Regions from separate parts of the Homo sapiens genome. Here all the other regions are linked to region 1. The links are chromatin loops, found by intact Hi-C in ENCODE. Cell type or tissue: chondrocyte. All regions are shown on one strand. Region 1 holds the start of NKAIN2 (sodium/potassium transporting ATPase interacting 2). Region 2 overlaps NKAIN2 (sodium/potassium transporting ATPase interacting 2). Region 3 overlaps NKAIN2 (sodium/potassium transporting ATPase interacting 2). Region 4 overlaps NKAIN2 (sodium/potassium transporting ATPase interacting 2).

Evidence for each region. Peaks named below come from ENCODE experiments on the same cell type or tissue, not always from the same donor. Only the 100,000 strongest peaks of a DNase experiment are listed, where the experiment ranks them.
Region 2: a loop joins it to region 1, with 2.6 times the contacts of the local background. A loop is called at or near these places in 5 of 110 quality-filtered maps.
Region 3: it touches region 1 in a loop (11-fold over the local background); 3 of 110 quality-filtered maps call a loop at or near these places.
Region 4: it touches region 1 in a loop (2.0-fold over the local background); 2 of 110 quality-filtered maps call a loop at or near these places.

Annotation. Positions count from the first base shown.
Region 1 is chr6:123,797,753-123,805,752 of GRCh38, forward strand. NKAIN2 (sodium/potassium transporting ATPase interacting 2) reads left to right here and starts at 6,113. Exons shown (of 7, transcript NM_001040214.3): 1 at 6,113-6,502. The coding sequence starts at 6,449. RefSeq lists an enhancer at 4,869-4,918. In chondrocyte, CTCF peaks have their summits at 4,990 (motif pointing right) and 5,225; DNase peaks (open chromatin) are centred at 5,029, 5,519 and 6,309.
Region 2 is chr6:124,369,121-124,377,120 of GRCh38, forward strand. The region is part of intron 3 of NKAIN2 (sodium/potassium transporting ATPase interacting 2); the gene reads left to right. Among named protein-coding and RNA genes, the nearest start is that of NKAIN2, 570 kb to the left of the region's middle. In chondrocyte, no CTCF peak of the experiment used is centred here; no DNase peak of the experiment used is centred here.
Region 3 is chr6:124,475,630-124,483,629 of GRCh38, forward strand. All of the region lies in intron 3 of NKAIN2 (sodium/potassium transporting ATPase interacting 2), which reads left to right. Among named protein-coding and RNA genes, the nearest start is that of RNF217, 480 kb to the right of the region's middle. In chondrocyte, no CTCF peak of the experiment used is centred here; no DNase peak of the experiment used is centred here.
Region 4 is chr6:124,671,101-124,679,100 of GRCh38, forward strand. All of the region lies in intron 4 of NKAIN2 (sodium/potassium transporting ATPase interacting 2), which reads left to right. Among named protein-coding and RNA genes, the nearest start is that of RNF217, 290 kb to the right of the region's middle. In chondrocyte, no CTCF peak of the experiment used is centred here; no DNase peak of the experiment used is centred here.

The DNA of each region.
Region 1 (8,000 bases):
ACTCGATATGGCACCGTTCCTCAGGGTTAGCAGCCAGCTACCTGGTGGCTGGTTGATTATATTGCACCTCTTCCATCATGAGAAGGGCAGAGGTTTGTCCTCATGGGAACAGACACTTACTCTGGATATAGGTTTGCCTATCCTACATACAATGCTTCTGCCTAGACTATCATCTGTGGCCTCATGGGATGCCTTATCCACTGTCATGGTATTCCACACAACACTGCCCGTGACCAAGGCACTCTCTTTACAGGTAAAGAAGTGCAGCAGTGGGCTCATGCTCATGGAATTCACTGTTCTTACCATGTTCCCCATCATCCTGAAGCAGCTGGATTGATAGAATGGTGGAATGGCCTTTTGAAGTCACAATTATAACACCAACTAGGTGACAATATTTTGCAGAGCTGGGGCAAAGTTCTCCAGAAGGCTGTGTATGCTCAGAAGCAGTGCCCGCTATATGGTACTGTTTCTCCCATAGCCAGGATTCATGGGTCCAGGATTCAATGGGTGGAAGTGGAAGTAGCACTAACAAAATGTTTGCTTCCTGTTCCTACAACATTACATTCTGCTGGCCTAGAGGTCTTAGTTCCAGAAGGAGGAATGCTGCCACCAGGAGACCCAATGATTCCATTAAGCTGAAAGTTAAAATTCCCATGTAGACACTTTGGGCTCTTCCTACTTTTAAGTCAATACGCTAAGAAGGGAGTTACAGTGTTAGCTGGGGTGACTGACCTGGACTGTCAAGAAGAAATCAGTCTACTACTCCACCACGAAGGTAAGGAAGAGTATGCATGAAATACAGGAGATCCATTAGAGTGTCTCTTAGTATTACCATGCCCTGTGATTAAGGTCAATGGAAAGTACAACAGCCCAATCCAAACAGGACTACGAATGACCAGACCCTTCAGGAATGAAGGTTTGCATCACTCTACCAGGAAAAAAAAACAACACACACACATACACACACACACACTCACACACACACCCTGCTAAGGTGCTTGCTGAAGGCAAAGGGAATACAGAATGGATAGTAGAAGAAGGCAGTCATCAATACCAGCTATGACCAGGTGACCTGCTGCAGCTATGGGGACTGTAATTGTCATGAGTTATTTCCTCCTTCTTTTGTTAAAAATATGTTTGTGCTTGTATACACTTGTACTAAGAAAATATCTTCATTTTATTTCCTTTCTCCTTTCCCATGTGACATAAGAGTTTTTGACTTCACATGAGCATTTAAGTGTTGTTAACTTTATGTAATAGTGTTCGGGTTGGGGATTGGTGGGTTTCCGTTTGTATGAAAGATAGCTGTATTATGTTAGGCATAATTATGACCTTATTACTGTCATTATTTGAAGATTATGTATGATATCAGGAAATGCATATGGGTTCAAGTTGACAAAGGTAGACTTGTGATGGTTAATACTGAGTGTCAACTTGATTGGATCTAAGGATACAAAGTATTGATCCTGGGTGTGTCTGTGAGGGTGTTGCCAAAGGAGATTAACATTTCAGTCAGCGGGTTGGGAAAGGCAGACTCACCCTTAATCTGGGTAGACACAATCTAATCATCTGCCAGCTTGGCTAGAATATAAGCAGGCAGAAAAATGCGAAAAGTGAGACTGACCTAGCCTCCCAGACTGCATCTCTCTCCCATGCTGGATGCTCCCTGCCCTTGAATATCAGACTCCAAGTTCTTCATTGTTGGAACTCGGACTGGCTCTCCTTGCTCCTCAGCTTGCAGACAGCCTATTGTGGGACCCTGTGATCCTGTGAGTTAGTACTTAATAAACTCCCATATATATATATATATATATATATATATATATATATATATATATGGCATATATATAAAACATATATATATAAAACTCCCATATATATATAAATATATATATATTCCATTAGTTCTGTCTCTTTAGAGAGCCCTAATACAGCATTGCTCTAAAAGTTTAACTTAGTTGATGCTTACTAAATTCTCCCAAAAACTCTATATGTGCATTATTACCCCTCCCATTTTATAAATAAGAAAACCAAAGCACAAAGAGCTAAGCAATTTACCTAAGACTACATAGTTGATAAATGGCAGAGCTTGGATTATGAAACTCAATGTCTGGCTGCAGAGTCCATGAACTTAATAGTTAATAACCTGGATACATGTTTTTGGTCTATTGTCAAGTGAAAAAAAGCAGGTTAAAAGATGTTGTGCATGATATCACCCTATTTTTGTTAGAAAATGGTTTGTATAAAAATGACATCAATTATCTCTGGATGGAAGAATTGGTGGCTATTTTCATCTTATATGCCATTAACATTTAAAATATACTATCATTTTCCTAATCATTATCCAAACAAGAAAAAAATCCATGTTAATATAAAATATATAATGTGTACAATGAGTCAAATAGGTTGGTTTTGTGATTGTAAAGATGTGATTATTATGCATCCTATGCCTGTATCGAAATGTCTCCTGTACCCCATAAATATATACATCTACTATGTACCCACAAAAATCTTCAAGAGAACTAATTTTTGCTTTCATGATTTAAAATAATGAATGGAGGCAATAAAACTCAGTGAAATTGTTTAGCAGAGTTGCAACGCCAAGCTTGAGCTTTTGGTGTAGCTGAAGTGATTGAGTGTTAGCAGTCTGTAACCCGGTTCACTCAGTGGCTGTGTGCCTACTGCATTGCATGAGTTGTTCTGAGAGATAAATGAGATAATAGATCTGAAACAACCTTGAAAACTACTTTAAAACAGTACGGGAAGGTGAGGCAGATGGAGGTGTGGAATGTGCAGCACATTTTCCCCATAGAAACAAGGCAATTCACAATACTTATGTCACCATATTAGTCAACAAAAGGTCTAACACCTTATATAGCAAAACAGTTTATGACCTTATTTCTAAGTGAAAATGCAATCAACATTCAAATTGGAGACATCTCTCTCCTTCACAAACGTCTGTGGAACTGTTGGGATTCTCTTTTTAGTCTCTTCTACTAAGACACTCAGTTCCAGGAATAATAGAAAACAGAATAGGAAGTGCATAGCCACATTAAGTTATAGAATTGCATCTATAACTAGGGTGCCCTTTCATAAGTCAGGCATTGCCTATACTGTATGTAAAGGATGTGATGCCAATTTAGAGATAAAATATGTGTGATTATTCTTCTAAATATTTTTGTCATCACTTTCGTATGGAATTCTAAAAGAATGACAGGGAAGTATATTGAAATAAAGGAGTGTGGTACAGTAGTTCGAAAAGCGAATTTTGGTGTCTTATAATCATGCCCTTCAAATTCTAATTCTGCCGCCAAGAACACGTGCACCCGTGATAAAAATATTTGATTTCTCTCTGAGTTTGTATATCTTTAGAATGTGCATTGTATCAACTCATGTGTTTCCTGTGAGGAATGAATGAGACGATGTAGGTTTAGTACATAAGGCAGTAGTTGCACATAGTGAAGTCTCAACATTGTTTGTAGTTCACACTTCTGAGAACACTGTGCCAATGACGTCAGATGAGGTATAAAAGCCCCTGGAGACTGCCTTAGGTTGGGATTCTCAAGAGGCAGGCTCTGACACAAGGATTTGAGTGGTTTATTTCAGAGGTGATCCCAGGAAGCAGTGGTATGAAAGCAGGGAGATGAGGCATGGAAGGGAAGGAAGCCAATTCAGAGCGCATGAATGAGCCAGTTACTACTGTGGACACCTAGGGCTCAATCTCGGTGGGGACCTTAATGGTGTAGACTAGAACATGTCTGACGGTTTCCCATATGAGGATTGAAGAAGCTGGGGTATTTATCCTCCAATTCCCATCCATTATTGCGTGAGGGTAGCTCTTAGGGCTGGAACCTTATTGTTCAGCCAAGCACCTCCAATGGCTAGAAAACAGACTGTCCCAAGTGATTACAAAAACGCAAGCATGGACTGAAAGGGCACAGTCCAAGAACTATGGTGGGGCACTGCTGGAGTCAGCTACAGATAGCATTCTGCTTTCCTATACAACCTAAAGATTACTCAGGCTATTGCTGGTTGCAGGGAAACCTCTGCAGGATTACGGAGGGATCCATATAAATGTGTTGTTCCTATGATTAATTTGAGGAGGTAATAGAATGCTTTTGACAGTATGGCAGCAGCTTCTTCAACAGTCAATTAACTTACAGCTTTCTGTTTGGCAATGCAAAATACCCATAGCCCTAGCAGGTACAGGACAGCTAACGTGTATAAAGACAGAAGAGCAACTAAGAGAAACATTTTCCACTAGATAACTGGCTTCAGTTTTACCAAAGGTTGTGGAACTATTACCTTCCAGGCTTTGCAGTGCCTAAGAGCACATATTGGGCTCTTGGGAATTTTATTAAACATTGAAAGACACTTTTCAGAAGAAAAGCCCCTTTACAAATGGGTCGATTAAAACCAGACATTCTCATTATAGCAATAAAATATCTGTGCTCCATAAATTTAACAAAGTTAATCCCTTTTTGGCTCCCTAGGACTGACGAAACGTTTCTGAAAATTCAGTGCCAGGCTCTGGAGAATAGTCTCTCTGCCCTATTCAATTTATTTGTATTTAGTCATTCTGATACGTCATAATGTTTATTCAAAGGAAGCAATCATTCGGGATCCTTATTTGTGGTTCCCAGCATAACTTTATCCTGTATAAATGCCATTTTTCTCAGTAGGCGCCAAGTTCCAGTTGCTACAGAGAGCTCTCTGCTTGATGTGGCTTCGTCATCTTAATCTCTTAAGAAGGGTGCTAGGGAGCTGTTTGCTATTTAGCTCCCTAAACCATCCTCTTATCAATCGCGACACTTCACCCCAATGAGTCAGTTCCTCAGTGGATCTCAACAAATAATCTTCACTTCCTGGAAAAGTTAGGATTGCTTTCCTTAGCTGCCAGGGCTAAAAAGGAAACTTGGTCCTAAATATCCACGCCCCAGGGGCAGCCACTTGGGCCAGCATGTTGCGCCCTTCAGCTTTCCGCCCGCAGGTGGCAGCAGCGGGCTCCGAAGCCTGTCTCTGCAGGTAGCAGCCGCTTCACAGCTTTCAGGCCGGTGCTCAGCGGAGGCTGGTGCATCTCCACTAGGAATCCACACCCAGCTGGGACTGCTGTGAAGCTGAAGTAACTGAGTATTAAACTAGTCTCCGACTCTTTAGTATTTTAAGTGAAAACAAACAACAGTTTGAAGCAGCAACAGCAACTCATTGCATCCCTATTCCCTCCGGTTGCTAATTTTTCCCAACTCCAGCAGCAACTCGGTCCCCTTCCCCAAGCAGGGTCGGCTCCGTAGCTCTCCGCGCTCCGACCCTTCAGATCCTCGGGAGCCCAGGGGAGCCAGGTGCTGGGCGGTGCGTCCGGTGCCGCCGCGCCCCTTCTCGCCACCTCTGGCCTCTCCGCCACTCGGGCTTTCCGGCCGCTCTGGATGCCTCGGTTGCACCCCTGTTCCATGACCCCAGCTTCCTTCCCTAACCCTCCTCTTGGTCCCTTCTCCCCCGAGCGCGCGCGCACACACACACTCGGTTCGCTCCCGCGGAGTGGCTCTGGGAGCACGACCGACTTCAGCTCAGCAAACCGCGGTCATGCCGCCCAGACTCCTCGCCCCGAGGCCCCGGTCCCCGCCGCCGCCGCTTTCGCGCCGCTCCTTTCCGCCTAGACACCGCCGCCTGCGGCCGCCTGGGCGGCAGCCCCTGCGGTCCTCAAAGTTGGCCCCCTGGGAGGGGGCGGCAGGGAGCAGGATGAAGGATTTGTTGTAGGAGGAGGATTCACACATCTGGGCGAAGGGAGGGGCAGCGCCGCTGCTGGGACGCGGCGCGGACCCGCATCATTGCGCGCAGCAGCCGCTGCAGCAGCCGCCGGGGACCGCGGAGCCGGGACGCCCCCGCTCGGCCCGCGCCCCGCTCCCCGCCCCACCCCCGCCCGCCGGGCCCAGCAACGCAGGGTGCCTAGGAGCCGCGGGCTGCGCAGGGAGGCGGGCAGCGGCCCTCGCGCGCTTCTGCCGCCCCCGGAGCCGGCGCGCGGCGAGCGCAGGGCGAGCGCGCGTCGGGCGGCGGCCGCGCTGGGGGGCGTGAGGCGAGCGGCGCGGAGAGCGGCAGGGGCGAAACTTCGCGGGCCAGATGCCCGAGGGCGCGGCGGCGCTGCCAGGCTGCCGCTGCTGCCCCTGCGGGCCCCGAGCGCGCCTCCGCAGGCGGCACTGCCCGCGGCGCGGCGTGTGCACCGAGCGAGTGAAGGTATGTGTGGCGGGCGCGGCTGGAGCTGCCGCCGCCGCCGCCGCCGCGCCAGCAGGTCCTAATGCCTGTCACTTCCCAGGACGCTGGCAGCAGCAGCAGCCCGGAGCCCCCGAGCCCTCGGCAGGTTTGCGTGTCCTTCCCCGCGATCTGATTGGATAAAGTGGGGGCTCGACGGTGGCCGACGTGGGACAGTCTGGCTGTGGCAGGGGTCTCGGAAACCATGGGTTATTGCAGTGGCAGGTGCACGCTTATCTTTATCTGTGGCATGCAACTGGTAAGTGACACTTGGGTCCCCTTATTCTGTAATGTGTCTTTGAGATAGTGGGCAGGGGAGTGCAGCAAAGGGTCTGCCATTGACTAGAATGGACGAAAAAGATAAAAGAGAAGGTGACAGATATATTGCCTATATTGAAGATGATTTCAGGGAGACGCACTCTGGGGTACAGGAGAGGTGAGCCTTTCCGTTCCCACCTATTTCTGTCCCTTTTAAGACAGTTTGGCAGGTGCGGGTTAAACTTGTCTTTAATTTCTTTAGGAAAAGCAAGATGTAGCTCTTGTTCTTTATGCTTTGCATTCCTATTCATGTAACAACGTGATTGTCACCTACAATTTACCGTACAGGTTGTTAAACAGAGGAATACGGAATTTTGGACTTTTCTTCTCTATACTAATTTTGCAGTATCTTTGTTTCTTCATAGACATGTTTTTTTTCTTTTTTTAAGGAAAATGTTGTCTTTAAGTATAATGCTCTAAAAAAACCACTGTTTAGGGCACATGGTATCCTTACAACAGTCTAATTTAGACTGTTTGAGTTTTAGCCACATTGAGTTTTTAAAGTATGCAGATTGAACAAAAATACTTAGGTGAACTCAGCAACACCATTGTCATAGACGGAACCAGTAACCTTTAAATCACAATTAACACAGACAATTCCAAGAAAAACTATTCTGTCTTACATTATGCATATTATTGCTCCTGAAATAGATACTGTTGTCTGATCCTATAGGATGGAGAATTCTATGTACTTTTTGAGGAATGTTGTACAGTTGCAAAGGGGCAAGGAACCAATAATGGAAAACGTCATGTCTCTGAATTTCAATTCCCTAAGGGCAATGGAAGGAGGGTCTGAGTAGAGAGTTGAGAGGTGAAAAATACACCACTCTAAGTGGTTAATTTGAGGTAGGAGCTACTTGCTCACACTTGTCATTAAATATATTTCCTTAGAAAGTATAAATTAACTGGAATAGTCATGTCCGTTTTCAACAACTGTTTCATAAAGGTTGAAGTGACTACAAGGCAGAAGATGTTTAAGTGTCCAATCAGTAAAGTGTTCAAAAGAGCAAGGATTTGCCATTGAAACTGGCAGAGGAATTCCTTAAGTGTTCTTGTTTATCAGTTGTCGTGAAGCCCATGAGTGTTAGTTATTGCTGCTTTGTTTAATATTTAGCTGAAACAGTGCTTTTTGTTGTGTGTTGTCTTAGGATGTTTTTCTTTCCCCTGAAAGTTATCTGATGGTGTCTATTTTGATCTGTGATTTATGCGCTTATGCACTTGGTTGTAAGACAAAGATGGAACTATAAATGTAATTTTCAGAATGTGGTAGTTTCTCAATGATGTGTAAACCAGTTTATTTTTCTGTACCACAGATTCATATAAGTTTTGCAATGAAGGATTTTTACTCTTAATAATAAAGCTAACCAAAACAATGAGGGAGTTTACTTTGTTAAACAACCCATTAGGCTAAGTCTGCCAAACTGTATAAAGGTTTTCAA
Region 2 (8,000 bases), 570 kb after region 1:
AATAAAATAATAACAAATATGAACATGACGTAAGCAATTACCATCCTTGTTTGTCTCTAAAGCCCACTCTATGGAAATTATTCTAGGATAGTAATTTTTATTCTGTCCCCCATTTTAAAAACCTGTGCTTGTATAGGTTTATTATTTATGGAGTCATGTAAAATAACAAGAATACATTTGCATTAAGAGTTCCATGGCTTTAAATTTAAAAATAATTGAATTTTAAAAAATGGACACCACTGTAATTTTCTGAAAACCTTGAAATAATTGGTCCACATAAGAATTATTTCCTATTAAGTGGCCCCTTAGGTCAAGCTTGTCCAATCCACAGCCTGCAAGCTGCATGCAACCCAGGATGGCTTTGAGTGTGGCCCAACACACATTTGTAAACTGTCTTAAACATTGTGAGTTTTTTGTGTGTGATTTATGTTTTCAGCTCATCAGCTATAGTCAGTGTTAGTATATTTCATGTGATCCCCAAGACAATTACTTTTCTTCCAGTGTGGCCCAGGGAAGCCAAAAGATTGGGTACCCTGCCTTACATCCCAAAATAGTTTCAAAATTTACCTGAAAAGTATGTCCAATTCCTCATACCACCCCAGCCCCTGGTGTGCTTTTGGTCTTTGATAAGTTCTGTGATGGCTGTGTCAAAATCACCGCCTTTATTTAAACTACTACCCAGACATGATCCTTGGGACTCATTTGGAAACTAAATTAAGATTGGCAGTTGACAAATTTGCTTTAGAGGGCAGAATGTCAATTTTTTTTTTTTTTTTTTAACCTGTGGATTCACTCTGGGACAATTGATGCTTTGATGAAATAGGGGGAAATTATATAAAAATACAACTCAAGGGATATTAAATAGCAAAATTTGTTTCTGGCATCCAGGGTTATTTGGCAAAGAAAGAGCAAACAAGTGACTGTTTTTCATGCCTTTCATATGATGACAAACCTATTCTATTCTGCTTTGCACTTAAAATTTACATTGAAAATGCAATTGAACCTTTGGTTTAGTAGTTCAGTACGCTACAGGTAACCAGGGAGCAATGTTCAGTAAATACCGTGCTACTAGATGCAAAACAATACAGAGAAAATGAGGCTATTTAGCTCTCTTTCTTGATTGAGATTTGCATGAAGAAATTTCGAAATATTTAAGTTTCAGCGTAGCACTTAGAGTGTCACTTCTCTTCCGCCTCTTTATAGGTTATATTTTTAATTTTTAATAACGCAAAATGTGTATACAGCCTGATGCAATCAGAAAGGCATCTTAGAAGGGTAAAAAGAGGAGGATGACTCACTAATAAACAGTCATTTATAGAATATAATTAGTTTTTCTCTTTTCTTCATTAGCACATGCAACCTGCTAGAGGAATGAGTCTAAGGGTAATTGTAGGACTCCAGGGTTTTCACACTCAGAGGTAGCATAATATATAAAACTGAAGTAATTAGGAGCTACGTCAAAAATGTCATCTTTCTTATGTGTAAAAACTAGGCATTTTGTAGCAAAATAGCAATATTAATACCACAGGGATACTCTGTTTCTTTTCCACTCTGACAGAAAAATCTCTAGTGATAGGTCCTCAAATCTTTTATTTAAATTATAAGTGAGAATGAGTTTGGTGCCCTCAATTAGTCCTTAGAGGGGAACCAATAGCACACAAGCAGGCACACTTCTTGCAATTGCTTCTGAAGAGATCTGTAGCTATATAGGCACTCGCAAAGGCTGTGACCCCCCCGGAAGGTACACCCAGTACACTCGATTCACCAGAAAGCCTACAGAATGAATGGACTCGAGATTTTGCACTCTGGTTTTATGAGTACAAGTAATCCATTGAGAAATTTTTACACCCAGACCCCCCAGTACTTATTTTCTAACGCATTTCTGCAGTGTGTTAACTGCGGCATCATAGTGTGCTACATAATGAGTCCAATTCTTCTTGTCTGTTTCTTGTTTCCTTCTCAATGAAAAATAAAAAACAAAGATAGCTGAGTTTAATATTGCCAAATAGCCAAATAATTAGTACAACTGAATATTATTTTCTCTTTAAGTTATACCTCAATAAATATAAAGCTAGAAGCATAGTTTTGAAAACAAAGTTAACAGAATATTATCTAACAGCAATAATGGGTCTGAAATGTTCCATGCAAGGAAACATAAAATGTTAATTGCTTACGAGATAACGAGACAAGAGTGTTTCCCTACAATCTTGTAACTCTAGAAAGATGAGCATTCTTAGTCTGTGACTAATTCCATTGTTTATTAATTCCATTGTTTTTTAACAGTGTAAGTTGGTCAAGAGCAGTGGCTCACACCTGTAATCCCAGCACTTTGGGAGGCCAAGGTGGGAGGATCATGAGGTCAGGAGTTCAAGACCAGTCTGACCAACAGGGTGAAACCCCGTCTCTACTAAAAATACAAAAAAATTAGCTGGGCATGGTGACGTGTGCCTGTAATCCCAGCTACTCAGGAGGCTGAGGCAGGAGAATCGCTTGAACTTGGGAGGCAAAGGTTGCAGTGAACCAAGATTGCGCCACTGCACTCCAGCCTGGGGGAGAGAGCAAGACTCTGTCTCAAAAAAAAAAAAAAAAAAAGAAAGAAAGGAAAAAAAAGAGTGTAAGTTAAGTTTTAGCAGTGTTGTGTTAGAGTTTTCTTTTATAAAGGTAAAAAAAACACACTGTAAATGTGATTTATGAGGGTTACAACATTTTCCAAGTTTATATCACTTCCCTGGTTGTGTTTTATTTTCTCAGTGATTCCATTCTGTCGAGTATTGCATAAGATCAAAGTCTCTCTACCAGGGCACACATGACGTGATCCTGTTTGGAAAACATTATCAAACAGTCAAGCTAAAATGCAAATGAACACAAACCCTAGTATTTTCTCTTGACAACTGTGGAATTACTAAACATAAAGACATGAAGATTGAGAAAGGAAGGGAGTAAAACAATTACATATTTAAAAATAAGGAGAAACTGGATTGGTTTTGATGATAAATTTATTGGTACTACAAAAAGCTCTCATGACAAAATACCATACATGTTTATACAAAGTATTATTAATGAAAGAAATTTGGTTTCAGTTTTATATTATTACAAGGTATTTTATAATCTAAATATTTCATCATATGTTTGGCCGAATTTCAAGTTACATTCTCCCAGCGTGTGTTAAAAGGAAAAATACAACATGAAAAAACAATATTTTGAGTGGGATGTGCAGGCTGTCTGTATGTGACATGTATCACCCCTCAGATCTTCAGGGTCTGTTCCATCTGTGTTTATTTTTCCTGAAGCTGTCCACTCACTTGAGCAGGCTGCCCTTCCCAGATAGAGAAAAGCCAGTCTTTGAAATTCACTAGAATTGCTGTTCTCAGGATTTTTATGTTTGTCTTAATTGATAAACTGCCTTAAGAGAAAGGATACTCAAGTTTACTTCACACTGAAATGTTCTCTTTAGGAAACATACATTTTGGAAAATATTAAAAAATACTTTACCCTGACTAAAAACAAGTTACCATATATGGTGATTTTGCATATTCAATGTTCCTGTATATTCCAAGTATACTTTTAGTTTATGTGTCAAAATTAGGTACATCTAAATCACTGGCAAATATTCTTTTTCATTATGATTCTAATTCTTGTTCCATTATTATAAACATTTCTATACTTTTCTAATATGCTTTGCTGAAAAGAAAATAATAGATATTTGTTAAAAATTTTTCTGAACATTCTGGGTTGATCCTCACATTTGATTGAACTTAAGCAATGTAAAATAACTCGTAATTTTCCTCAGCTTTCTAAAAACAGAGTTTGGATATTGTTCTAAGTGTAAGGAAACATTGAAAAACATAAGTATGATATGATTCAAATTATAGTTATAAATATCACTATGACTGTTGTGAAAATAACTCTGGCAGGAGCAAGAGTTGCAAGAGGAAAATCAGTTTGGGTATTTTTGCATTAGTCTAAGTTAGAGATGCTTTTGGCTTTGATTGAGAAAGCAGTAATGGAGGCAGTAAAAAGTATATATCCTAATGTCATATAAGATTACATCTAGTTATATTCTCGATATCATAAAGTTAGTGCTACAAGATTTGCTAATGTCATGGATGCAGGGTGTAGGAAGGGAGTGATCAGGTTTGACATCTAGGTTTGTAGTCTGAGGCATCAGAATTTGGTGTTTCCCTTTGTTGACATGAGAAAGACAGGGAGCAGGTTTGGAAATGAAAGTAGTATGTGTGCAGAATCCATGGCTCTATTTTGTCAACATCAAGTCTTGGTTGCCCATTAGACATCTCAAGCAGTGTTGTCAAGCAGGGTGTAGGGTGTGTCAGTCTTTAATTCAGATGCTTTTTGAACAGTAGACAGGAGTTTCAGTCATTAGTATGTAAATAGAGATTAAAGGCACATGAAAGAATGAGATTTCTTAGGGGAGACACTTAGGGAAAGGAAGAGAGCTGAGAATTATGCCCCAGGGCTCTGCAACTTCTCATGTCTGAAGAAGAGGATCCAGAAAAGGAGACAAAGGAGGAGTGCCCAGTGACGTAGGAAGGAAGCCAGGGCACTAGTGTTCAAGAGCTTTGGTTAAAACACTGACAGGGAAGGATGATAAATTGGATAAGGATGAAGATTAAAAAGTGAATATTAAGTATGGCAAAGAGAAAGTTATTGCCAACTTTGCTAAAAGTGGTTTTGGTGGAAAAATAGTAAAGAGAGCTTTATTAAATGAGGTGAGGTGAGAAAATGCAGACAGAGAGTAAAGGCGGCTTTTTCATGAGGTCTTGTAGTAAGATGCTGAGAAATAGGGATGCAGGAAAAAAGACACAGAGGAGTCCAGGGAGGTTTGTTCATTTGTTTTTGTTGGTTTTGTTGAATACAGTTATTGGAAGATGTTTGTATGCTGATGGAAGCAACATAGTGAGACGGAGAAACTGATGGAGTGGGAGCAAAATTCTTGAGTAACTTAGAGAGGATGGAAACCAGTGCTGAAGTACAGGGTTTGACCTTAGGTAAGAAAAGGGACAGTGAATCTGCTGCAAGGAGAAAATGCAGAGCTGATGTATGTAGATGCAGGCAGACTGGTAGATTTGGTGGTAAGGCAGTTAGGAAACTCTTTTAATTGCTTCAATGTGCTTCAGTAAAATGAGTCAAAGGTCATCAATTTAAGTGAAAAGGTATAAAGAGAGTTTTGAAAAAAAAAATGGAAAAGTGTATATGAATGGAGTGACCCACAAGAATCTATTTGACATTAATTTTCTAATAATGATGACCCCGATGTGCTGCTCCATTAACAGGGTTGTCAAGTGTTACCTATGACCTATGAAACTCATGGAAGCTGGTTAGGTTGAGCAGCAATGATGTTAGCCAACATAGCCATTTGCTTGTAACTGTTACTGCATCAGCGTCACGCTCTTTTGAACCAATTAAGGAAATTAGATTCAGAGACCTGACTAGCGAGAAAGCTTATTTAGCATCAATTTTCTGTATTGGTTTCTTACGCAACAAAGTTATAATTTTTCTTTGTTTTTAAATGTTATCAGTAATTAAAATGCAACTTCAGAGTGTCCTGTCCTACACATAATTAGAAATTAGGACAAAGTGTTATGTGCAAAGATGTTAAAACATTATTTATACTGGGAAAATATAACAACCTAACTATCCAACAGTAAGAGAATAGTTATAATATATCCCTAGGTGGTTTATTTTACGGTGCTTTTAAGATCAGAAAATTAGTTCTAAAATGATAATAATATATTAATAGTTCTGTAGGAAAGAATTTAACACAATGGCATGCAAGACACTGGCTGAAATGGCCTCTGCTATCTCCTCAGCTCATTCTCTGCCCACTATCCCTTGCAGATTCCTCTATGGCATTCTACTTTCTGCTGTCCTTCAAAACCTCCAAGCAGATCCTTCTCTCACTTCATTTTTTGGTGTTATTCCATCTGCCTAGAGCCTTGTTTCTCAGACCTCCTCATGGCCTTAGACATGAGACATGAGAAAATAAGACAACTCCTTATCTTCACGTAGGTCTCTGGTCTACGGTCACCTCCTCAATAAGGTCTTCTTAGATTATTCTGCCTAAAACACGTGCTCCAGATCCCACTCCTATTACTTGTCTTCACTGCTAATCATGGCACTTATCATAGTCTGGCATTACTTTTTACACTTGTTTACTTGTGGAATGTCTGTCTTTCCTGTGAAAATGGGGACTTACCTCTTCCATATACGTATCAAGAACAATGCCAGTAGGTACTCACTATATATATATATATGTATATAAATTATATATATATGTATATAAATTACATATATATATAAATTACATTTATATATATTACATAAACTAATGAATTGATAATGCGTCAAAGGAATAGCATTTTAATATATTCTATAATGATAAAATTATACTTTGATATCCACTTTTGCTCACCCAGAAAGTTCTCACATCATTTAGGTATCAGTAAATGTCTAAAAGGAAGCAGTACAGACTTTATACAATAAAGAACAAAACAAAACAAAAACTGAGGTAGAGCAGATAAAAATCAGAAAAGGTGCTCCCCATTCAGCTGAAGAAACTATCAGCTCACGAGAAAATGTTGTTGAAACCATCATTTTCTCCAGAAAGTTAAGAGGTTACAGAACTCAGAAAGAAGGGGGAGGAAGACATTTTTTAAATGAAGAAACACAGAAATTATTTGTAGTCAGAATAAACACCAGACCTCTATCAAGAACCTAATGGCTCAAAAACTCTTAATCAAGTACTGCTTTAATGTTACATAGAGAATACTCTCTAGGTTAAGCCTTTGCCCTTAGTTCTAAGAGACATAATGTCTGAGGGTGCCTGCACATAGTTTACATTGGAGTATGAATAGAGAATGTAAAAGAAGATTCTAATAGTAGGTAGCAGGAAAGGTCAGAAAAGCAATGAACAGTTTTGAGATTTGAAGTGTTTGTGTGGGAGAAAGGTGCAAAGAAATTGAAATTTAATTACTCTCTAATTGGAGATATAATGTTGCTTAAAAGAAAAAATTACAAATGCACAACTCTAAAAACCCACCCTGATAAATCACATATCATATCCACTTCCTTTCAGCCACACATACATATGCAAAGACATAGAAAATGATTTCTTTTCATCCAAGTGTGATTAAATGAGATTTAGAAAATGGCTACTTGGTGAGATTTTTGTAAGGCACTGAAATCAACAATTTTTATGGTAAAGAACATATGTTGGTTTTGATTTATTATTTATTTTCCAGTTTGAATAATGCAAGATGTTTTTATAAAAAGTTATGGGGAAATGCTAAGCAGACAAAAAATCTCATAGTGTGAAATACATGAGTACATTAAAAAATTGCAATAAAGCCTCCTGCAAGGAGAATTAGCATTGAGTGTATGCAATATGTATTTTCCCCAAGCAAATTTAATTTGATACATATTTTCAAAGTTTAAAAGTTTTCTCTCTTTATTAAATCAGAGAACATGTGACAAGTATAAACTTCCCTACATCACTGCCTTTGTTTAAGCTTACCCTACAGTTAGAGGCCCTTCTCACATCCAGCCTCAATCTTCCCTATCCAATATAAAACAGAATAATGTGATGCATTTTAGAATTATGTTTTTATAAATTTCTCTACTATAAATATCATTTATCTGACTTTGATTTTTATTCTTTCTTGGAAAAATGACATAAAAATCCATGCCATTTATGATGTTTGCTTTTATCTAGATGTATCCTAATTCATAAAAAAAAGACGTTTCCTTTAAAATTGATCTATTGGTTAAATTCTGACCATACTCCCTACAAATCAGCTTCTGGATCAACAAAATATTCTTGATGAAGGAACTTTGGTATTGTCAGCCATGTTGATGGATGCTTGGTAAACAGCAATATATTCTATCACCCATTTAAGGTGGGTTTAGAGTTTTCTGATCTATGGGACTAGCAAAATGTTGCTTTAGCAAAGACTTTAATATGCCATCTAGATGGAAGACATATT
Region 3 (8,000 bases), 680 kb after region 1:
CAGCTCTGTAACTAGACCGAAGGTAGTTTTCCTTTCTCTGCATATTAATAATGACAGGTGGTGCTGGAGATAATTTTAACCAGATTATGGTGAGCTGTAGTTCTGATTCAAAGGCTTTTTTCACTGCCTTACTTGAATAGAGTATGACTGAACACACTTTAAAATTTATTTCTTTCCCGAAAGCATTTGAAGATTTTTGTGAGAGAACTGATGAAGTACTTGCTTTTCTCAAAATAAATAAATAAATAAATCTTTGAAAAACTTAAAGCGCTGATTTTTAAAAGGCATCTCAGACATTTGTGTGGTAGCTTTTTCTAATTTCTGAATATGAAGATGCCTGTTAATAGCTTCCAAATGGCAAAGTGTGTGTGTATGTATGTGTGTGTGAGCGTGTGTGTGTGTGAGAGAGTGTGTGTGTGAGAGAGAGAGAGAGAGAGTGTGTGTGTGTGTGTGTGTGTGTGTGTGTGTGCGTGCGCGCGCGCATGCATGTAAAGGATGCACAGGAAAATAATTTCTTATCCTTGGACTTTAAAACAAAGCCCTTCCTAATTGGCAAAATATGGAAATCGTTTTGGCCAAGAAATAAACTGTCTTTGGTGTTTACATTTTACAAGAAAATTTTTTTCTAAGCTGTGTTTTGCCTATCATCTGCCTCTTGGTCAAAGTCTGAGGCATTTGAATCTCATTCAGAAGCGTCATTACCTCTTAAGGAGGTTTTAAATCAATCAAACCTGTTTCTTTTACTGAATTCATATGTATGTATGTGACTGTGTGTGTGTGTGTGTGTGTGTGTGTGTGTGTGTGTGTGTGTGTGAACATAAGAAAAAATATACTTTTCCAATTTTTGACAGGCATGTTTAAGGCATAGTCACATTTGCTAAAGCAATCAGAAGCAAAAAATACAATCAAAATTCTCAGACACCAAGTTTAGAAACCAATTAAATCTAGTCAGTGTTAAGATTTCAAATTGACCCAACAAGAATTTCCTTTTCTAAAGCAATGCTAAATGTATTGTCATAACAAGGGAAATATACCCCATGACAGCACCAAGTCATTATTTTATTTAAAAATCATTTACATCTAGTTTCCTATATTCTGAGCATTTTGCAAACGTGCACCCAATCTTGATAACAATGATGTGAGATAGGAACTGTTACTGCCCCTGTTTTATTTCTGTGATACATGTGACATTGAGGCACAGATACCCCAAGGTCCCACAGCATATGAAAGGGGTGGACCCTAGATATGAATTTAGGCAAGCTTCTGTTTACAACAATTATTTCTGACAGCATCAAAATTCATGTACTTAACCATTATATTCAACTGCCTTAATCAAAGTGTCACCCTTTGTACTGAAAGTGCTTACAAGTACAGAGCCTCAGGACTTCCAGCCACAATTAAATAATCCTGAAGAAGAAAGGTGAGAGCTATATGACTCTGCATTAATTTTTTCTGTCAGATTTCCCAAAGTACTTAAAATGCATCGCATCTCTTATAAAGCTTTTTCAAGGGGTGATGGATTTGATATAATCCTTAACCAAAGTAAGGAGAATATAAGAGCTATTGTGGGCATAAGTCTTAGTCCACAAACTCAAATGAAGTAGAAATATTCTTAAGTGCTCCGTAGCTTAATTTAGTTTCTAATGCAGAGCTTCCCTTTGTGGCCCTACACTAGGTTTCTGCTCTATCCCTAGAGTCTTCCACAGTGTCTGGACATTGGGAGGGAGAAGGGAGATGGGCCATCTGCTCTAGTCCCTGTCTCATACAAGTTGCCAATGAGATGACTAGTTCTGAATGCCTCTTCACGTCCTCTTAGCTTTCTGCTACTTTGTGTCACCTGTGAGAACCAAAAACCTTTTGCAAGGCTGCATATAATCTGTCTGCCTGGATCTACCTGTTTGGTGCTTCTCCAGTGGTGGTACTCCTGCATCAGCCCCCAGATAATAATATCTCTTTCCTCCCCCTGCTGCCTTTCTCTCTTCTTCTTCCTTTTCTTCTTTTTCTTCTTCTTCTCCTCCCACTTCCTCTTATCCTTCCCCTTCTCCTTTCCCCTCCCCTCTCCCTCATCCTCTCCCTCCCCCTTACTCTTCCCCCTTCCCCCTCCCTCTCCTTCCCCCTTCCCCTTTTCCTTTCCCCCCCTCCCTTCTCCTTCCCTCCTCCCTCTTCCCCTTCCCCCCTCCTCTCCATCTCTCTCTCCTCCTTCTTCTTCCTCTTCCTCTTCTTCCTCTCTCTCTCTCTCAATGTTTGGGAAAGAATCCTAGCATTTTCTCCAATTATCTGGTCATAACTCCCTGTCAATGCCAATGAATATCCTTTACAAAGAACTTCAGTGGTTAGAATACAAAATCAGAGACTCTCAGTTTATTTGGGGATTCTGTCCTGCCACACTTTTCCTTTGAAGCGACAAGCACAAAGCCAAATATCTGCTAATATTGGTGAAAGGATAAAGGAGAAATACTAACCAAGGCATACAATTTCCTCTCAAAATGGTTGCCCTTCTCTTCAAGAATGCATGAAGAACTTTTTCTCTAAGGCCAAACTATTAGACGTTAAGTTGAATGTGTTTTGTCTTAACAGATATAAGGAAAGTGCTCTGAAAAGAACAGTATTTATCTTAATATTAGTTGCACTGTCAGGTCAGAAAACAATGCTGTTTAAAAAAAGCACTGCTCTATTTATCAAGCCAAAATTAAATGGTATACCCAGTATGCAGACCTTTCTCTCTCTAATGCCATTCTCAAATAAAAGGAGCCAGGGCTCCTTGGAGAAATGGCTGATTCTAGATGTGCAACAGGGAATACACAAAATAAACCTGGAGCATCTGGTAGTGTCAGAGAAATAAGAAAGTACTAAAACATGTACACAATCACACACACACGTGCATGTGCACACACACACAGGAAGATGGGGGTATGTCAAAGGGACATTGCAGCCAAAAGAAAGGGCTCTAAATAACCAAAGCTAAAACAATTTGAGCAAGAAAATAAATAGCATAGTATTAGATTATAATCTGAGGTATAAAGTAAATATCTCTAAGTCTATTCTGATATAAGTAAATGATTGAATACATGAATTGATGGGGGAGGATAGACATATCTCCTGTGCAGCAGTATTCCAAATAATTGATGTAGATATTCTGCCCTCAAGGAGATAAGGCATGACTATTCATTCCTTTAGTGTGGGCTTCCCATAATGACTTCTTTCCAAATAGTACAGTATGGAAGTGAGGGTGAAAGAGTAATTTTACAGTGGAGAAACCTGAAAAACATCACTTTAGCCAGATAACTAAGGATATATCAACAGGGGCAAATCATGTTGAAAGCATTTACTCTTGATATGATGTGATAAGAATAGCACTTTACCTCTGTTGTCTCCCTCCCCAAAACATAGTACCCTAGTCTGAGCATGAGGAAAACCGACAAACACAAATGGAGGGATATTCTACAAAATATCTGACCAGTACTGTTCAAAACTGCAAAGGTCATCAAAAGCAAGGAAATCTGAGAAATTATCATAGTTTAGAGGAGCCTGGGGAGATAGGACAACTAAATGTGGTATCATGGATGAGACCCTGGAACATAAAAAGAATAGTAGGTAAAAACTAAGGAAATCTGAATAAAATATGCCCTTTAATTAATAATCATGTATCGATATTGGTTCCTTAGCTATGGGAAACATACCATACCAATGTGAGATGTTAATAATAGAAGAACTGGTTGTGGGTATATGGCAACTCTCTGTACTTTCTTCAAAACCTTTTGGTAAATGTCAAACAGACTTTATTTTAAGAAATACAGTGGTACCCAAACAATCTCTGGATGGAATGAATCATGTCACCGAGTTTGCCCTGATCTGTTGCCCTGTCTGCATCCTTCAGCTTTCACATGGTAATGGGATGGGAAGGATTCTGTCTGTGACAATAATTGAGGCATGGGCAAATGTAAGAATGAAAGCTGTAACATTTTAAGTTTCTTATTGAATCATTTGTTGGCTCCAATCAATATACAGTTAGAAATTAGAAAAGAAAATCTAGAATCAGCATATTTTCTTAAATGATTATTTTGCCTTTTAATTTGTATTTGTTTGTTTAAAAGCCTATAGTCGCATACAACTTGGGAGCTTATGGAAAAATTGTTAATACTGTTAGTGTATTTTTTTTCAACTCAGGCATATAAAAGATACTATTGCACAGTTATTAAAAACAAAAGAAAAACAAACAATAACAACAAAAAAAGCAGATTGAATTCAGATAAATGTATTAGACCTAATTAGAAATAGCATTAAAAAACAAAGACAAAACAACTAAGAAACAAAAAGCCTAAGAGAAAACTTTACACTTCTTAGATGGAATCACAGCTGTCCAATGCCAAGACACTAATGCATTCTGCATCAAACAGATTGCAGAGGAAAATACAATCTTATTTTAGATGCAGTTCAGGTTTTGGGACCATCCCCCACCTTCTGAGGTCATTTGCTTTTTAGTTCATGACATTACATAGACATTGCTCATACCTCATTAAATGCCAATTGAGTTTAAGTGAGGTAATAAAATTCTTTTTTATTTTTTTATTTTTTGGAATGTCTGTACAGCACATTGAGAGGCATTTCATTTCAGAGTTTAAAATATTTAGTGAGCAGGTGGCTAACTGCCAACTACAACTTACTACTTAACAGCTCTCAGTGAAAAAACTCTGAAGAAATCAACATCAGCAACTCTTACAGCTCCTTCAGGCCAAGGTTTGTAGGTTTCTAAGTGTGTTAGGAAAAGCCTACGGTATGTGGCAAGGAAATGACATGAGTGAGACGTTAAAGAGCAGATATCAAGATCTATGCCAGCATTTGACCTTTCAGCTTGCACCTTTGACTTTTTCTTGTCAATTAATACTCTTGCTGGTTACAGATCATTTTATAACTTGAGATGCAACTCTAGACTTGTTTTAGTTCCAAGATGTTGAGGTATTATTATTATTATTATTATTATTATTATTACCATTATCAGTTTGTTTTTATTATTAGCTTTACTAGAAGTGGGACTTTGAGGTCCTCTATTTGAATTTGCTTTGAAAAAGTGGCTCTAGAGGTATTTTTATTCTTAGGATTTCTTTGGCATTTTTCTATTTGCTATTTGTTGCCGTGTTAATAGAAAAGTGTAATATCTGAAATTGATTGGCAGTGTTTGAAATTATTATCTGTAACAAATTTCTGAAACTCAGTAACTTCAGGAAAACTACTAAGAATGACGCTTTACATTCCTTTGTGGAACAACTGAAATAAGATATATATTGCCAAAGAAGATCCTATATACAACCCAAAAATGAATTCACAGATTTTGTAAACTCTTATTAGGAGTAACACTGGGCGTTTACAAGAGGGCATCTCCATTCTGAAAAAAGCACAGCCTCAGATTCCTAAATTTCATGCTATGCACTGTTCCATCTTACATGGAGAAATCATGTCAAAAGGAATGGGGGAAATGATCTTAAAGCAACATCTTAATTAAACTGTTTATTAGTCATTGATTTCCTGGCAGGTTAGAGTTACTTTTTTTTTTTTTTTTTTCACAGTGGAACACCCAATGAAAAGAAACTATCTTAAGAATTATAATAAGTAGGCTAAGATAGGAAGAAAAAATATTATTTCCAAGTTTCAGTTGGCATTAAATGACTCTGGTAATACCCTTGGGTCCCAGATGCTACATTATTTTTTTTAAATCAGGGAAGAATGGACTACAAAATCTCTCCCAGGTCTAAAATTATTTTATTCCATAAACACAGATATTATTACTCTCTACAAAATTGTCAGTTAAGAATAGTCTAAGAGTAGTTAAATCACTGTCTGTCATTATCAATAGAAAAAAAATGTGATTCACTTTAATCTATGACAGTATTACCATTCTCTGCCTGCTAATACATCCATTGGTCTTAATTCTGTTTTTCAAATCTTTTACACAGACTTTTATCAACATTGGAATTTAGATGCAAAGTGTTTCTTGTTTCAGAGATTAGTGAGATATTATTTTTTAAAATTCTTTTTACCAGGTTTTTGTATTAAAGCAAGTCATGACTAAATTTGCATGCTTGTAAAATTTATTTTCACTTTAAGAAATTTGTTTAGATATTCATTAAGAGAGAAACTTTGAAATCTGTGGATCCTGAGAGACTTGAGTGTTTCTATAGATCATGCATGCATAACAGGGGTAATATTTTTCCTAAGGGGCAAAAAACGTGTTTTTGGCAGGCGAGGGGGAATAAAAAAATCATAGCTATTGCAATGGTTTGTGGCCTTATAAAGAGCCTTAGTGCATAAACAAATGTATGTATGACTGTGGCAAATTTTATAGAGATTCAAAAAAATGTTCAAAAAGTTTTCTTAGAAAGATGATAATAAAACTCCAAATCACTGAAAAACCAAAGCAATTTAAATGTATTACATAGTTTTAAACCCTCAAAAATTTATCTGGGTTAGAAAGCAGAGTGCCAAGTCTCTTCCCAAAGCAAATTAAACTGGCTGAGTTACAAACCTCTCAAAAATTGGATTTATAATGAGTATGCAGGCAGATCTTTAACTATAGAGACTCCTGAGAAGACTGAGCTACTCTAACATTCTTTGTGAGCCTAATTGAAACTGATTGTGGTTGGCACCTTATAATAAACTTTAGTTTAAATGATTTTATCTTGGTTCTAAAAACAGTTTGGCCCCATGTGTTTCTAAAATGTGCAATAAAATTCCTTTATAATTCAATAAAGATAAGAGATCTACAATGTTGGATTTCTACTGTGTTCAACGTCCTTTTAAAATGCAAACATGAACTCAGCCAAAGTGTAGACCACAAAAGTCATGCCTCTCCATCTTCACCCTATGTGAGTGTGTGTGTATACTTGGGAATTTCTTTGCTTTTGCTTTCTTACGGGCGAAATCCTTAAGAGAACATTCTTTCTTTAATTCTGTATTTAAGCAAAAACTAAGGGAGAATATGACTTGCCATCCTCAAAACTGATTTTATTTTATAAATACTTTCAAGAAAATTAAGACTTTTCTATACTTAAAAATCATATTCTGCCATTCATTATTACCAGGAAATAATATTGGATTCTGTTGAAAAGAATGTGTGTCCAATACGTGATCAAGTAGTTTAATATGGTAGCAATTTACCTTCATGCTATTTATTTTACATGTTTTGCTAATAACAATGGTGATCAACTATACTCTATAAGAAATGTGGTGGCTGGGCGCGGTGGCTCACGCCTGTAATCCCAGCACTTCGGGAGGCCGAGGCGGGCGGATCACGAGGTCAGGAGATTGAGACCACGGTGAAACCCTGTCTCTACTAAAAATACCAAAAATTAGCCGGGCGTGGTGGTGGGCGCCTGTAGTCCCAGCTACTCGGGAGGCTGAGGCAGGAGAATGGCGTGAACCCAGGAGGCGGAGCTTGCAGTGAGCCGAGATCGTGCCACTGCACTCCAGCCTGGACGACAGAGACTGTGTTTCAAAAAAAAAAAGGAAATGTGGTAAGCAAATGATGATACCAATTATACTAACAAAGCTGAAATTTTAACAGCATCATTGTAAAATGCTTCTATTATAATGAATCTATCAAGTTCCGATGATCATATGACTTATTTTGCCAACATCACTCCATAAGTCATAGCCATGAAAGAATAAGAGGCAAATAAAATGTATTTTGCATCTATGTGCCATACATTTTGCTAAGAGATAATCACATCCAAAAATATGGGGATTGAGTCACAAAATAGGAATTTCAGATAATAGAGCAAATCACTTTAGAAAAATAATGAAAAAGTATTATAGCTCATGTTTACAACCCTGATATTAAGACTTATATCACAATTTTTTATTTAAATGAAGGTAAAAATATTTCAAGTTTTGACTTTTTAGTTTAAACCTAGAAAAAAGATAAACCTGTTGAATTTCTGTTCATGACTTGCAAAAATGGCATGCAGAAGAATAAGGAAAACAGGTAAATAAGTATGAATAAAAAG
Region 4 (8,000 bases), 870 kb after region 1:
ATGTGATTTGTTCCATTTAACACGAAGCCTTAAGGTTTGAGAAGAGAGGGAGGAGAAGGTTCTATGTATACAACCCACACATCACAATTTAAACTGAAGCTGATTTTCTCTCTTTTTTAGATTGGAATTGAGGTATCATTATATCTCTCCTCCTTTCCCACCCCACAACCTCTGGTTGAAAACAATTCTATTATTGAGGTTATAACGTTAACTGAGAAAATTATTTTTCTCTGCCAGCAAACTTTCTTTTCCATTCAAGGGCAATTTTCTCTCATAGCAAACTATACTTAAATGCCAACATCTGCTACATCTAAGCTGTATATAAAATGATGTCTGGCATTTACATGATGCCAATGACATGGTTAGAGAAACTCATACACTTGGCTTACACAGGATTTTCTTCTCATCTATAGCTTTCCTCTATTTCTGTCCTTCCTTAGGATCTGTCTGCCTCTCTAAATGTGCCACACAAGTTCAAAATACTCTGAAAGCTGAACCTTCAGCTCTTATTCTGATCAACAATCTGTTTTTGCCTTAATCCATTTCTTTCCAGGCATAAAAACTATATAGAGCCTCATGATAAAAATTTCACCATCCCTGCACTCTCTGAGTATATAGCAGCTGATGCAAGACATATTTTAGGTACTTGGTTTTTTCTTGGATTTAAAAATCTCTTCGTTCTCTTAATGGCTATTGATTCTGGCCTCACAAACCAAAATCACCATTTCATTTTCAGTTCTAGGTGAGCTGGGATAAATATAATTAAATTATAGATGACTCTGGAGGCAATCCAGTTAGTTACAAATTGAGGTCATTCTAAGTACAGAATGGGGCAGTTAGCTTTAATATTAGATTGGCCACCAAGAACCATACAATATTTTAATGTTTTTCCTGTCAATGAGCCCATTTTAAAAAACAAAAAAGAGAGAAGAAACTGTTCTAAATATTTATGAAGTGAACTAGAATGCCATTCTTAAGTCTTCTACCACTTACTAGATTGTTAGTCTGGGGAGAAAATTACATTTCATAGTACTTTCAGATATTGCTCTAGGACTCAGAGAAGTGAGATGAAAGAATTATAAGTCTGCAATGATGCCTCCAGATAACAGAGGAAATCAAATCTTGTGAGCCGGGAAGCAAAGTTGCCTTCACTGTCATCATCAAGGGGATGATTTGTAAGAATATTGGGCATGAAATAAATTCTTGCCAAAGTTGTCTACAGGAGTGTCCAATGTGGGAATTGTTGTCATCTCTTTCACCCTTCTAACATTAAAAGGAACTTACTGAAAAAGTTCTCAGACTGGATTTTGCTAAATTGTGTCTGCTTTGGAATCTTTGTCCATCAGTCAAGTCTCTATGACTATTGGATAGTGCTTTTAACTCTGTGTGGTCAAAACTTTGGAAGAAGTAAGAGAAATATCTTTCATTCCAAAGAACAAAAGAGGACCATTAGTCAGAGCATCTTTATTTTTCATAAAAAGAAAAGTCAGTTAGATTGATCATTCATGAATATTTATAATATATCAGATATTCTTTGGGGCTCTCTGGAAAAAAGTAGTAAGCCTTTGACAATGAGGCTGTGTGGAATAAGGGAAAGGAATAGATATAACTGATATTAAATAAAGTTAAAAAATGGCTTGACAAAGAAGAGGATTCAACATCTCAGATTATTGAAACCCTATGTAAAAGATACAGAGACAAAGGTTAGGCATCTTCTCTAAGCCTCAGTTTCCTCATCTGTAATAGGCATAACTACTCTCTAACTCATTTGGTATTTTTAATTGTTGTAAAAAACACATGACCTGAAATCCACCTTCTCAACAAATTTTTAAGTGTCCAAGACACTGCTGCTGACTGTATGCACATTGTTGTAAAGCAGATCTCCAGAACTTTACATCTTGCATGGCTGAAAATATACACTCATTGAACAGCAACTCCTCATTTTCTCCCTTCCCCAAGCTTCTGGCACCCACCATCATACTCTCTGCTTCTGTGAGTCTCACTACTTTAGATAACTCTTGTTAAGTGGAATCATGTAGTATCTGTCCTTCTGTGATGTGCTTGTCTCATTAAGCATGATATCCTCTAAGTTCATCTATATTGTTGCCTATAATAGGATGTTCTTCTTTTTAATGCTGAATAACATTCCATGATATGTATATACCACATTTTCTCTATCCATTCACCTGTCAGCAGATATTTAGGTTGATTTCATATCTTGCCTACTGTGAATAGTGCTGCAGTGAACATGGGAATGCAGATGTTCGTTCAAGATTCAATTTTCAGTCCTTTGGCTAAATATCCAAAAGTGAAATTGTTGAATGATATGATCATTTTACTTTTAATTTTTTGAGAACTGTATACTGTTACACCATTTTACATTTCAAGCATCAGTACACTAGGGTTCCAGTTTCTCCACATCGTTGTCAACACTTGTTATTTTCTGTTTGGTTGTTGTTGTTGTTTAATAATGGCCATCCTAACAAGTATGAGGTGATATCTCACTGTGGTTTTGATTTGTATTTCCCGGATGATTAGTGATGTTGAACTTTTTTCATATACCTGTTGGCCATTTGAATGTCTTTTTTGAAGAAATATTTACTTAAGTTCTTTGCCCATTTTTTAATTGGGTTTTTTTTTCACTATTAAATTTTAGAGGTTTATCATATATTTTAGATATTAACCTATTATCAGATATATGGTTTACCAATATTTTCCACTATTCCCTAGGTTGCCTTTTCAGTCTGTTTATTATTTCCTTTGCTGTGCAGAAACTTTTATTTTAAAGTCTAACTTGTCTATTTTTTGTGGTTGCTTGTGCTTTTTATTTCATATCAAAGAAATCATTACCAAAACCAATGCTATGAAGTTTTCCACCTATATATCTTCTAGGAGTTTTACAGCTTCTTAAGCCTTTCTTCCATTTTGATTTGGTTTTTGTATATATTAGTTCAGTTTCTTTCTTTTGCATGTGGATATTTACTTAACATCATTTGTTGTGAAGACTATCATCTCACCATTGTGTAGTCTTGACAACCTTGTCAAAAATCATTTGACTGTATATGCATAGGCTTCTTTGGCTTATTTTGGGGCTCTCTACTCTGTTTCATTAGTCTATATGTATCTGTTGTTATGCCAGTACCATACTGTTTTGATTATTGTAGCTTTGTAATATGTTTTGAAGTCAGGACGTGTGAGGCTTCTGCTTTGTTTTTCTTTCTCAAGATTGTTTGGGCTGTTGGGGTCTTTTTGGTTCCATATGACTATTAGAATATTTTTTCTATTTCTGCAAAAAAGAGCCATTGTGCTTTTGATAGAGATTTCATTGAATCTGTAGATTGTTTCCGGTACTATTAACATTTTTAAGAATAGTAAGTTCTTTCAATCCATGAACATGAATGTCTTTCCATTTATTTATATCTTCTTTAATTACTTAGCAATGTTTTATAGTTTTCAGGGTACAAGCCTTTCATATCATTTGTTAAGTTTATTCTTAAGTATTTTATTCCTTTAGATGTGATTATAAGTGAGATTTTCTTAATTTCTTTTTCAGATTATTTGCTGTTAATGTATAGAAATACAACTGATTTTTTTGTGTTGCTTTAATATCCTGCAATGTTTGTGAATTTGTTTCTAACAGGTTTTTTTGTGAGACCTTTAGTGTTTGATATGGGTTTTACAGATTATGTCATCTGAGAACAGAAATATTATTCTTTCTTCTTTTCTGATTTGGATACCTTTTATTTCTTTCTCTTGCCTAATTTATCTTGGTGAGGACTTCCAATACAATGTTGAATAAAAGTGGCAAGAGTGGGCATCCTTGCCTTGTTCCTGATCTTCAAGAAAAAACTCTCCATTTTTCACCATTAAGCATGAGGTTAGCTGTGAGTGAGCTTTTCATATATGGTTCTTGTTTTACTGGCATAATTTCCTTCTATTCATAGTTTGTTGAGTGTTTTTATCATGAAAAAGAGGTGAATTTTGTCAAATGCTTTTTTCTGCATCCATTGATCTGATCTTGAGATTTTTAAATTCCTTCATTCTGTTAATGTGGTATGTTACATTAATTGATTTTTGTATGTTGAACCATCTTTACATCCCAGGGATAAATTCTACTTGATTATAGCCTATGGTCCTGTTAAGGTGTTGTTAAGTTTAGTTTGCTAGTATTTGTTGAAGATGTTTTTGTTTTGCTAGTATTTGTTGAAGATGTAAACATCGATGTTCATCAGGTATATTGACCTATAGTTTTCTTTCTTGTAGTGTCTTTTTGTGGTTCTGATATCAGGACAATGTTGGCCATATAAAATGAGCTTGTAAGTGTTCTCTCTTCTTTAATTTTTTTGAAAAAGTTTGAGAGGCATTGGCATGAATAGTTCCTTAAATGTTTGGTAGAGTTAATCAGTGAAACTGCTTGTTCTTGGACTTATGAGTTATTGCTCAGTTCAGATTTTCTATTTCTTGATAATTAAGTCTTGATAGATTATATACTTTTAGGAATTTATTCATGTCTTCCAAGTTATCTAATTTGTTGCTGTATAATTATTCATGGTAGTCTCTTATAATCCTTTGTATTTCTATCACATTCATAATGTCTCCATTTTCGTTTCTGATTTTGAGTCTTCTTTTTTCTTTTTTATCCTAAGTGAATGTTTGTTAATATTGTTGATCTTTTCAAAAAACAGTTGTTAGTTTTTTTGTTTTTTTAATATTTTTTTCCATTCTCTATCTCATTTAATGTTTACTACTTCCTTCCTTCTGTTCAAAATTGGGCTTATTTTTTCCTTCTTTTTCTGGTTCTTTGAGTTGTAAAGTTACATTGTTTGTTTAATATCTTTCTTCTTTTTTAATGTATGCATTTACCACTGTAAACTGCTTTCTTCATACTGCTTAGCTGCATCTCATAAGTGTTGATACGTTTTGTTTTTATTTTTGTTTCTCAAAACATTTTATAATTTCCCTTTTGATTTTTCCTTTGTCCCGTTGGTTGTTCGAGAATGTATTGCTTAATTCTCACTTATTCATGAATTCTCCTATGTTTCTTTTGCTGTTGATTTCTAGCTTCATTCCATTGTGGTCAGAAAATATTTTTGGTATGATTTCAATCTTCTTAAATCTGTCATGACTTATTTTGTGACCTAACATGTGATTCATTTGGAGAATGTTGTGTGTGTGCTTGAGAAGAATGTATATTCTGCTGCTGTTGGACAGAATGTTCTGTATATGTCTTTTAGCTCCATTTTGTCTATATTGTTGTTCTAGTCCTCTTTTTCTTATCGACTTTCTATCTGGGTGTTCTATCCATTATTGAATGTGGGGTATTGAAATCTCCTACTATCATTTAATTGCTGTTTATTTCTCCCTTCAGTTCGTCAGTAACTGCTTCATATATTTGAGTGCTCTGATGTTGGATGCATAAATATCTATAATTGTTATATCTTCCTCATGAGTTCACCCTATTATCCCTATATAGTCCTTCTTTGTCTCTTGTGACTATTTATTATTTATTTATTTTTAGAGACAGAGTCTCACTCTGTTGCCCAGCCTAGAATGCAGTGGCACAATCATAGCTTACTGCAGCCTCAAAATCGTGAGCTGAAATGATCTCCCACCTTAGTCTCCCAAAGTACTGGGATTATAGGCATGAGCCACCACAACTAGCCTTCTTGTGACAATTTATTTAAAGTCTATTTTGTATTCTATAAGTATGGCCCACCCCTACACTTTTTTGGTTAATATTTGCATGGAGTATCTTTTTCCATCCTTTCACATTTAGCCCATGTGAATACTTAAACCTAAAATAAGTCTCTTGTTATCTCAAGATCCAGCATTAAATTGGATCTTGTGGGGTTTGTTGTTGTTGTCGTTGTTGTTGTTTTGGGGTGGAGGACAGTGTCTCGCTCTGTCGCCCAGACTGGAGTCCAGTGGCGTGATCTCGGCTCACTGCAACCTCTGCCTCCTGGGTTCAAGCAATTCTCCTGCCTCAGCCTCCCAAGTAGCTGGGATTGCAGGTCCACGCCACCACACCCAGCTAATTTTTGTATTTTTAGTAGTGACAAGGTTTCACCATGTTGGCCAGGCTGGTCTCGAACTCCTGACCTGAAGTGATCCACCTGCCTTGGCCCTCCAAAGTGCTGGGATTACAGGCGTGAGCCACCGGGTCTGGCCAGATCTTGTGTTTTTATTCATTCAGTCATTTCCCATATTTTCAAAAAGGAGTTTAATCTGTTTATATTTAAAGTAATTTCTGAAAAGGAAGGGCTTACTATTGCCATTTTGTTAATTGTTTTCTCTTGGTCTTGTAGGTTTTTTTCATCTTCTTTCACTCTTACAGTCTATCTTTATGTTTCATTGACTTTTTTTAGTGGCATACTTTGACTTATTTCTCCTTTGTGTGCCTTCAATATTTTCTTTATGGTTACTATGAGATTTATTTAAAACATCATATAGGTAAAACAATCTATTATAAACTAATCACAACTTCAATCAAATACAAAAACTACTTTTTCATCACATACACATTATGTTACTGATGTCATAAATTACATCTTTTTATACTGTGTATCTATTAACATATTTTTATAGTAATAGTTATTTTTGTAATTTTGTATTTTACTTCTATGTCAGAATTAAAATTGATTTATGTACCATTACAGTTTTACAGTATTCTGTATTTATCCCTTATGTATTTACATTTACCCATGATCTTTCTATTTTCATATGCTTTTGTGTTGTTATCTAGCATCCTTTCATTTCCACTTAAAGGACTTCCTTTAACCTTTCTTTTTAAGGCAGGTCTAGTGGCCATAAACTCCTTCAGTTTTTCTTTATCCAGGAATGTCTTCTTTTTCCTTCATTTTTGAATGACAGTTTTGTCAGATTTAGCATTTTTTGCTGGTAGTGTTTTTTTTCTTTCAGCACTTTGAATATATTATCCCACTCCCTTCTGAGTTGCAAGATATTTTTTAGAAATCCACTTACAGTCTTATAGAAACTACCTTGTATGTGATGTCTCTTTTTTCGTGCTACTTTCAAAATTCTGTCTTCATTTGACTTTTAACAATTTAATTATCATGTGTCTCAATGTGGATTTATTTACATTAATTGTAGTTGGAACTACAGCTTTTTGAATCTGGGTGTCCATTTCCTTACCTAGATTTAGGGAGTTTGGGGGCACTATTTTTTCAAATAAGCTTACTTTTCCTTTCTCTCTCTAGTCTCCTCCTGAAACTCTCATAATATATACATTGGTTCACTTAATGATGTACCATAAGTTCCTTAAGCTTTCTTCAACTTTCTTCATTCTTTTTTTATTTTCTCCTCTTTCTGGATAATTTCAAATAACCACTCTTTGAGTTTGCTGATTGATTTTTTTTCTCATACCTGATCAAGTCTGCTGTTGTAGCTTTCTAGTGAATTTTTCAATTCAGTTATTATATGCTTCAGGTCTAAAATTCATTTGGTTCGTTTTAATATTTTTCATCTCTTTGTTAATAATCTCATTTTGTTCACCCATTGTTTTCCTGAAATACTGAGCATCTTTATGACAGTTATTTTGAATTCTTTGTCAGAAATTTTATATACCACCATAGTTTGGAGTTCATTTGTGGAAATTTTCTTTTGCTCTTTTGATTGTGCCATGTTTCCCTGTTTCTTCATGTGCCTTGTAACTTTTGTTCGGATTCACACATTTGTCAAAGTAGCCACTTCTCCCAAACTTTAAAAACTGGCTTTGTACAGGGAAAGATCTTTGTTAATCAACCCACCTACAGACTCTGACAACTTCTCAAACCTTTTCTATGGATGAATCTTCTCTGGACTAGTGTGTGTAAATTTCAAATCAGAGCGATTTACTAGTTTCATTTTTTCCAGCAGTTTGTGTTCTTTCACTCCCTTGGTGCATGTCAGAAGTACCAAAGGTTCTCCGGAGTGATCATCAGATGCCTAGCTGTTTTATTCTCTGTGGTCCACAGGCTTCTCGAGTATACTAGGTCTCATTA